Regions from separate parts of the Homo sapiens genome. Here region 1 is linked to region 2. The links are chromatin contacts, found by Hi-C or POLR2A ChIA-PET in ENCODE. All regions are on one chromosome and are shown on one strand. Each heading gives the region's core, a stretch centred on a gene start or an enhancer-like site at or near the end of the contact. The rest is flanking DNA. Distances are from core to core; before and after follow the strand shown.

Region 1 (4,113 bases), core at 130-2,629, 170 kb after region 2:
GGGTTTCACTGTGTTAGCCAGGATGGTCTCGATCTCCTGACCTTGCGATCCGCCGGCCTCGGCCTCCCAAAGTGCTGGGATTACAGGCGTGAGCCACCGCGCCCAGCCCTTCAAAAAGTATTTTTAAAAGCCTGCCCATCACACCAGCCCAACGATGTTTCAGCAAACATAGGACTTCATTTTGCCAGATTCTTCCTGTTCTTTGGTATCCCTGAGCACACAGCCGGCTAGCCCCAGATGTAGAAGGTAAGAATTAGGGCGACCCATTGAGCACAGAAACGCTTGTGCTGGCTCCTGCTCAAACCTCTGCTTCCCCACATGGAGAATGGACGCAAAGAGCTGCTGTGACCAGGGCCTGGCACTCAGGGAGCGCTTTCTGTCTGAGTCCTTCTGATTTGCAGTGATGCTGTTTGGGGCAGGGGGTGCAACTGTCACTTTTTCTGGTGCCCTCTGACCCGACATTCCAAGTCCCGAAAGGCCGAACAGGCATCGCACAGTCCCCCCTACCGAGCTGGCGGGAAAGGGCGCCTGACGCTGAGGAGTGCCAGGGGCGGGGGAAAGGGTCCTGGGTCGGTGGTCGGGGGTCCAGGCCCTGGGCAAGGGGTCCTGGGTCGGGAGTCTAGGTCCCGGGTCCATGGTTGGGGGTCAGAGGTCGAGGCCCCGGGGAAGGCATACCGGGTTGAGATTTGGGGATGGAGGCCCCGGGGAAGGGGTCCCGAATCGGGGGTCGGGGATCGAGGCCTGGGGGGAGGGGTCCCGGGTCGAGGGTCGAGGCCCGGGGTAAAGGATCTCGGGTTGGGGGTCGGGGGCCTGGGAAGGGTCCCGGTCGGTGGTCGGGGGTCGAGGCCCGGGAGAAGGGGTCCCGGGTCGGTGGTAGAGGCCCTGGGGAAGGGGTTCCGGGTCGGGGATCGAGGGTCGAGGCCCGGGAAAAGGGGTCCCGGGTTGGTGGTCTAGGCCCTGGGGAAGGGGTTCCGGGTCGGGTATCGGGGGACGAGGCTCGGGAAAAGGGGTCCCAGGTCGGTGGTCGAGGCCCTGGGGATGGGGTCCGGGTCGGGGATCGGGGGACGACGACCGGGAAAAGGGGTCCCAGGTCGGTGGTCGAGGCCCTGGGGATGGGGTCCCGGGGGATCGACGGTCGAGGCCCGAGCTCTCCTGAGTCCTGCCCGCGGCCCCAGGTGGGCGGAGCCCACGCCAGTGGGAGAAGCGGCCCCGCCCCGCGCGCGAGTCCCCGGAGGACGGCCGCGACCTCTTACCGTCCATGGCCACAATGACAGGAGCAGCACTCGGAGAGGGAGAAGGGACGCCAACTCCGGGCGGTGTCAGGTCCCGGCGGCGATCGAACCGACCAAGCTGCACCCGGCGGGGACTTCCGGGGTCGCCGCCCCACTTCCGGTCGCACGGGATGCTCTCGCGAGAGGATGGTGGCCGGTCCCGCCAGAGGGGCGGGGCGCGGCTGCGCGGCGCGCGGTCGCCATGGTGACGCACGCCGCTGGCGCGAGGACCTTTTGTGAGTCGCTCCCGGCTCCGCGGCCGCGGAGGTGTGGGGACCCGGGCTTGCGTCGGAGGGGGCGGTGGGCTCACCCATGGGCCTTTCCAAAAGCAAAGAGAAACCCAGGAAAGGTAAAGGAGGCGCAGGCGCTGGGCTCCCCGCGTCTCCGCCCCTGGGCGCGGGCCCAGGGCGGGGCTGGGCTGGGCGGGGCGGTGTGAGCGCAGGCGCCAGGCTCGGCCCGGTGCGAACCGTTCCTGCCGCCGAGTCCGCCACGGACGGCGCGTTTCCCGCCTGAGGCGGTTACGGAAACGCGGAGACTCGAGACTTGAAGCCAGCTTATTCTGGACCCACGCAGGCGACTGAAGACGATGGGACCCACTGCCCTGCATTCGGTAAGTCCCGGGTCTAACGGATGATCCATATATTTCAGGTGAGGAGCAAAAGAAGGGATCCACCTATTCAGTTCCAAAATCTAAGGAGAAGTTGATGGAGAAGCATTCCCAGGAAGCCAGGCAGGCAGACAGGGAGTCGGAGAAGCCTGTGGACAGCCTCCACCCGGGGGCCGGGACAGCCAAGCACCCGCCGCCGGCAGCTTCGCTGGAAGGTAGGAGACGGCGGGAGGGAGCGAAGCGAGGTCAGTGGCTTGGAGGATCTGGGGCTGGGGTGAGGAGCCTACTGTAAGACCCTACCGGATGGACACTAGTAGCAGGCACGCGCCGTAAAGATGAAACTGGTTTGTTTTGGGAACTTTATGTAGGAGGTAAATATCCAGAAATCTTAGTTGAAAACATAAGTTTAATGAAAATGTAGGTCAGTTCCCGAGTGATAAGTGCGTACCAGGTGGTCGAGGGGCTGGGGCAGTGTGCGTGTGTCTCACCTGAGGTTCTCCTCGAGGGCTGGGTATCTTGGTGCCACTGAGAATCCCTGAGCCTCCGCACACTGGAACAGAGCATTGGGAGGCCGTCCCAGGCTGGACTGTAGCTCTCCGAGGGCTGTGGGGATAAGTACATTGCGGAGGGTGACCGAGGAGTAGAACCTGGGTGCGACAAAGGTGTCTTTTATAACAGCCTAGTGTGGCCAGACCTTTGGGTGTGTGTGGGGAAGATGAGGCCCCAAAAGTAGGAAGAAGCTAGAATACAAAGTTTTCCATCAGTTTTACCACGTGGAGCTGGAAGCGTTAAATATTTTAAACAACGGAGGTGCTGCCTGGGGCGGTAGTTCACACCTGTCCTCCCAGTTATTTGGCCGAGGCAGGAGGATCTTTTGAGCCCAGGAGTTCAAGACCAGCTTGGGCAACATAGTGAGACCCTGTCTCTACAAAAAATAAATATTTAAAAATAAAAAACAAGGGCGGCATGATGAGGTCTGTGCCTACCAACAGGGGAAGCCAGTTCGCAGGGGAGGTGGCCCGGTCAGAGACCCATTGCTGTGGCCCAGTGGGAGCCAGCAAGGCCTTGCAGTAGGAATTGCAGAAGGGTCAGGCAGGGAGAACCCGCAGAGCCTGCCGTCCGAGGAGATTGGGGGCCTGTGCCAGGAGGAGGTGTTTTAAGTTTCATCACAAGAATGAACCACTCGGCTGGGCGCAGTGGCTCACGCCTGTAATCCCAGCACTTTGGGAGGCCGAGGCGTGTGGATCACTTAAGGTCAGGAGTTCAAGACCAGCCTGGCCAACGTGGTGAAACCCTGTCTCTACTAAAAATACAAAAATTAGCTGGGCGTGGTGGCATGTGCCTGTAATCCCAGCTACTCAGGAGGCTGAGGCAGGAGAATTGCTCGAACCTTGAACCGGGACCCGGGAGGCAGAAGTAGTGGTGAGCGAGATCGCACCACTGCACTCCAGCCTGGGCTACAGAGTGAGACTCTGTCTCAGAAAAAAAAAAAAATAATAAGGAGAGAACCACTCGGGTCAGACAAGAAAGAATGTCAGGGGGATGACTGGCCTGCTAGGCAGAGGAGCTGGGCCTGGACTGCTTCACACTGACACGCTTGTAGGATCAAGGGCTGAAAGTAGGAGGCTCTGGGCCTTGGACTTGGAAGAAAGACTTGGATTTGAATTCCCAACTTTGGAACCTCCCACTGGAGGGTGGAACCCCTCACAGGAGGGCGCAACCCCCCACCGGAGGATGGAACCCTGCAGGAATAGCATCACCCTTGGGTGGCAGTTTGGAAAATGCTACCTGTCTGTCACGGTGCTTTTAGCTGAAAGTTACAGAAAAGCTCACTAAACGCAGCTTTAACACAGGGATTTAATGTCTCACGAATGAAGGGTCAGAGGTGGAGCTTCCAGGTTGGCTTGTTAGCACAACAGTGACATCAAAGACTTTGCGTGTCTCTTCTTGACCACTCTCAGTGTCCACAGCCCCCGATGAGTGTACAGCCCCCCACACGCAGGCAGGACTGCATCTACTGCAAAGGCATTGCTCCTTGCTTCATATTAGCAAGGAAACCTTTCCCAGGAAGGCTTCGCCTGCCCAGCCTCTGCAGGACTCATTCAATGGTGCAAATTCACCAGGGGCTGGAGGGAGCTGTGAAGCATGGGAGTGGGCAGGACCTCTGCCAGTAACGGAAGTGGGGGAAGGAGGACCGCCTGTTGGAAGGGCCCCAGCAGTGTCTGTCACACCAGA
Region 2 (4,548 bases), core at 1,937-4,436:
TCTAATTATGTTATTTAATTGATGATGGGCTCTCTGCCCATATGCAAAATAAGACTCCTCTTATATTTGATGAAGCATAACCTTTCTATGTCAAATCTACTTAAAAAGGCACAAAAAGAGGCCGGGCGCGGTGGCTCACGCCTGTAATCCCAGCACTTTGGGAGGCCAAGGCAGGTGGATCACAAGGTTAGGAGTTCAAGACCAGCGTGGCCAACATGGTGAAACCCCATCTCTACTAAAAATACAAAAATTAGCCAGGCGTGGCGGTGGGCGCCTGTAATCCCAGCTACTCGGGAGGCTGAGGCAGAGAACTGCTTGAACCCCAGGAGACGGAGGTTGCAATGAGCCAAGATTGCGCCACTGCACTCCAGCCTGGGCGACAGAGCGAGACTCCAAAAAAATAAAAATAAAATAAAATAAAAAGGGGCACAAAAACTTCTTGGAAAAATACTGTCCAACACAAACAGCATAGTTTCCTTCACTCTATTTGTAGGGAGTTCTACTTGCCACCGTATCAACACTGTAATTACCGCTAACATGGCAGCCGCTCGTCATCAACAGCCCATCTGGGAGGGTGTGATGGCACTGCTGGTATGGGGTGCCCAGCATGGCCAGTCCGGAGAAAAGCATCTGGCGGTGGCAATGCAAGTCAGAAGGCTGACGCAAATGAGAGCTGCAAAAGAGGAACTCAGGTTTTAAAGGTGACACCTTTAAAAACAAAATTCTGGTAAATTGTGTTATGTATATTTTACTACAGCAAAAATAGAACAGAAGAAAAAAACTGCTGAAAGTTTCAAGTTTAGGTCAAATTTAGCACTATCTTGTGGGGAACTTTTCAACAAACTTAAGAGGCATCACGAAGAACAGAGAAAACGTCACAGCAACTTGGTCTTTGTTCCCTCCCATCCAGTTCCATTCAGATGGCCAGCCTATCGAAGGAGATCCTGCTCTTCGGGGAGAAACTACAGAAAGAGGAGAACAACAGCTGAATGGAGGGTAGGGGAGGCCACACCAACTATACGAGATCCAATGCAAGGGTCACAATGAAGGCTGAGCAAGACATCCGCCCCCCCCCCTTTTTTTCTAGTTTAACTACAGTTGCAGAGTAAAATCAGAGGACTTCTGTAATCATTCTCTAACAGAACTCGAAGTCTTCCAGGGCAGCCAATACTTACTAAGAGAAATCAAGGTCTCAGAGAAACCAAAGAAACAGCCTCAGGGTCTCCGATTTTGAACGTTATGCCATAGACTAGGTCTGCACACAACAAAAACAGTAACTGTTTCGATGGCACTTTTTCCACAGGTAATATCATCTTATATGTTTGGCTAAGTCTCAACATCCCAAAAAGGATCAAAAGATTCTCTAAGTTTTGCAGTTCAACAACTGTGCACACTTTTATTTCTCATTTCAAGTGTTAAGGATATTGCTCTAATGACTGCATAAAACTCTCTCCTCATGTAAGAAAGCCTGAAATCTAATTTCTCTACCATAAAACCCTGTTCTTGCAAAAGGATACAAAACTACTCATAATCTACAAAAACGATGAATCCTAAGCATGTTACATAGAAGGAAAACAGTTTCAAAGCATAGGGAGCTGTTAGACCAGCTTCATCTTCCCAAGCCTCTTCCAAAACTTCTTGGAAGCTGATATATAACACTAACCTTCCAAAAACACAACAGAAGCAGAAAATCTTAATGGGGCACCAGGAAAAGAGCAAGCCTCGAGAAAAATCAAGACTCCCCCCGACCAACCTTCCCAAATAACACAAACACAAGAGTTAACAGTACAATCCCTCTTTGAGAGGGGACTGAATCAATGTGGCAGGGCCAACCCTACACACACACACACACGCGCGCGCGCGCGCGCGCGCACACACATACACCACACACACAGCTACCGCCCTGCCAGGGGATGATGAAATGAGGAACGGAAATTAACATTTCAGGCAACGTCTCACATTGTTCCTTGAGGCCAAGGGCTGCTGTTGCAGCCGCCACCGCCACCGCTTTCCTCCCAGCCACCCCCCACACCCGCCCGCCTACCCTCCCCCTAACACCCCCCACACGGCTGCCCGCATTCCTGCCCCTCCTCGGCCTACGCGCGCCTCCTGCAACCCCGACGCCCCCAGGTCCCCAGTTCGCCCTCCCCCTCCGGCTCGGAGCCCGAGAGCCGCCTGCTCTCATTTCAAAACAGCGATAATAATAGGGACGCTGAGAATAACAACTACGACCAGCACGGCGAAGGCGCCCCTCTCGCGGGTCAGAGGTCGGCGCCCCAGCTCCGCAGAACCCGGCGCCCGGCCAGCGCCCCCTGGCAGCCCCTCCCGGCAGCCTCAGGTCCCCAAGACCTGCAGGCCCGCCCCGAAGCCCCCCGTCCGCCCCTCACGGCCGCTCCGAGCCCCCGAGGCCCGCCCCGGAGCCCCCTGTCCGCCTCTCACGGCCGCCCCGGGCCCCCACGGCCCCCAGGCCCGCCCCGGAGCCCCCAATCGGCCCCTCAGAGCCGCCGCGGGCCCCCGGCCACCCAGGCCCGCCCGGAGCCCCCGTCCGCCCCTTACGGCCGACCCAAGCTCCGCCGACCTCCCAGGCCCCCCCCGGAGCCCCCTATGGGCCCCTCACGGCCACCCCGGGCCCCCAAAGACCCCCGGCTGCCCCGAACCCGGACCCGTAGGCCCGCTCCGGGACCCATTATTGGTCCCTCACGATCGCCCCGGGCCCCCAAAGACCCCCGCCCACCCGGCCCCGACCCCCCAGGCCCGCCCGGAGGCCCGCGGCGCAGCTCCGTCGCCGGGGAAGGCCTGCAGGCCGCAAGGCCGCGCGAATGCCCCGTGCCCGCCCCGACCACCGCCCCCAGACCAGCGGCGCCTCTCACCGTGCTCCGAGGGCTGCGCGGCTCCGCGACGGCTCAGCGGCGGGGCGCGGGCGCTGCCCATGCAGCCCGCGGCCGCGTTTCCCGGGCCGCGCGGCCCGAGCGGCAAGGCGGCGGCGGCGGCGGCGCGGGCTCGGGCCCGGCAGAGCTGCGAGGGACGGCGGGAGGCGAGCCCGCCCCTCGGGCGCGCCCACGGCTCGGGCGAGAGCCGCGGCTCCCGGTGCGGACGCTACTGATGGGGCGTCTGGCCGCGGGCTCGGCGGCGGCGCCTCCCCGGCTGGGGCCCTCGGTCCATCGCGCACCGTCTCAGGGCGGCCTCTGGCTCCAGGACCCAGCGGCGGCTGCGGCGGGAGCCGGCCGCATGAGACGCTCCCGCCCATTGGCCCGCCGTATCCGCCACCGCCATTGGCCCGCCCCGGCCGGCCGCAGGGGCTGTGCACGTCACAGCGCCGTGAGTTAGTGCGCTAATGGAGTGAAGGAGAGAGGCGGGATTGACAGCCTCTCTGGCGGTCCGGAGGCGGGACTAGGAGGACGTCCCGGTAACGATTGGGCAGGGTCCTGCGTAAGGGCGCATGCGACACTGGAAGTAGCGAGCAACTGGATTGGCTGCCTCCGTCGCAAAGGAGGGTGGGTCTTGCATTCTCGGGCCTGACGATTGGTCTTTCCAAGTGCCGGAAGCAACAGGGATGTCGTCTGGAAACAAAATCTGGTATTGAAGCGCAGGGAGACAAAACGTCCACCTCTAGAGCCGAGGCGGCGGTTGCCTGTCGCGTGCCCGTGGTCTTCTGCCTGCCCCCGGACATCTCGGGCCACGTCCGGCCCGGCCTCCGGCCGCGCTGCCCTAACGGGCGTCACGGGGCATGAAGAGCTCTGGGCGGCTGCGAGGGGAGGGTACCGGGGCAGCGGGGCGGTCGCTCGGGGCTCCCGCGCGGTGACTCTTGCTCTGCCGTCGAAGAGAACGGCCCTCGGGCGCGTCGCGGCCGCGGCTCCAGAGCCCCTGGGCCTCGCGCTCTGAGAGCCTGAGCCGCTTGAGGAGGCCAAGCGCCCACGAACCGCATTCCCTGCCTTGCTAGTTAGTTCTCCAACACGCGAAAAAGGTAGACGAGGACTGGTTTTCTTTGCAGCTAAAATGAATCAAGCCTCTGGTAAGTGTGGATCCTGTTCTAAGTGCACCTGTGTTCTCCTCCAGAACTAAACCAAAAAGCAAGGTGAACAAAATCGGTGCTCCTTCAGTTTCTTCTTTAGTTCTGCATGTTACTGGGGACTAAGACAACGGGTAAGCAAACTATTTATAGGCCTCAATTTACGAAATAACGGAATTGCAAAGTCCGGAGTGGATAGGACCGTGAGGACGGTCTTTTTTCTTGGGCAACACGCATTATGGTCGAGAGATCAGTTGTTAAACCGCCCCTGTTCAAATCCCAGCCCTACCAGTGACTAGCGGTCACCCTGTAGGCTTTGTCTCTCAGATCTTCAGTTTCTTGGTGGGTAAAATGGGAACTACAAGTAGCACCTATTCTTTTTTTTTTTTTTTTTTGAGTCAGGGTCTCACTCTGTCGCCCATGCTGGAGTGCAGTGCTAACTGCAGCCTCAGCTTCCCGGGCTCAGAGGATCCTCCCACCTTAGCCTACTAAGTAGGTGGGACCACAGTCAGGCATCACCACACCCGGCTAATTTTTTA

The links. A loop is a pair of places that touch in the nucleus more often than their neighbours do. ChIA-PET counts read pairs that join two places held with the same protein, here RNA polymerase II (POLR2A). Pooled maps may share reads with other maps.
Region 1: a loop to region 2 is called in a map with no recorded cell type, with 8 times the contacts of the local background. The contact joins the promoter of CHMP1A here to the promoter of ANKRD11 in region 2. A Hi-C loop is called at or near these places in 2 of 168 maps with a recorded cell type or tissue (ascending aorta and naive thymus-derived CD4-positive, alpha-beta T cell), 7 of 37 single-sample maps with no recorded cell type and 16 of 50 pooled maps. POLR2A ChIA-PET finds 5 or more read pairs at or near these places in 9 of 52 experiments (AG04449, AG04450, CD4-positive, alpha-beta T cell and 5 more).

The regions. Positions count from the first base shown.
Region 1 is chr16:89,656,329-89,660,441 of GRCh38, forward strand. It overlaps CHMP1A (charged multivesicular body protein 1A), which reads right to left and starts at 1,380. Exons shown (of 7, transcript NM_002768.5): 1 at 1,254-1,380. The coding sequence starts at 1,260. SPATA33 (spermatogenesis associated 33) reads left to right here and starts at 1,508. Exons shown (of 3, transcript NM_001271907.2): 1 at 1,508-1,620; 2 at 1,920-2,093. The coding sequence starts at 1,584. RefSeq lists silencers at 1,107-1,166, 1,387-1,776 and an enhancer at 1,492-1,661.
Region 2 is chr16:89,487,375-89,491,922 of GRCh38, forward strand. It overlaps ANKRD11 (ankyrin repeat domain containing 11), which reads right to left and starts at 3,187. Exons shown (of 13, transcript NM_013275.6): 1 at 2,871-3,187. It overlaps LOC101930112 (a long non-coding RNA gene), which reads left to right and starts at 3,596. Exons shown (of 2, transcript XR_933895.4): 1 at 3,596-4,012. RefSeq lists enhancers at 1-374, 375-875, 654-923, 1,733-2,246, 2,247-2,761 and 1 more and silencers at 2,043-2,112, 2,153-2,262, 2,343-2,392, 2,967-3,446, 3,647-3,736 and 1 more.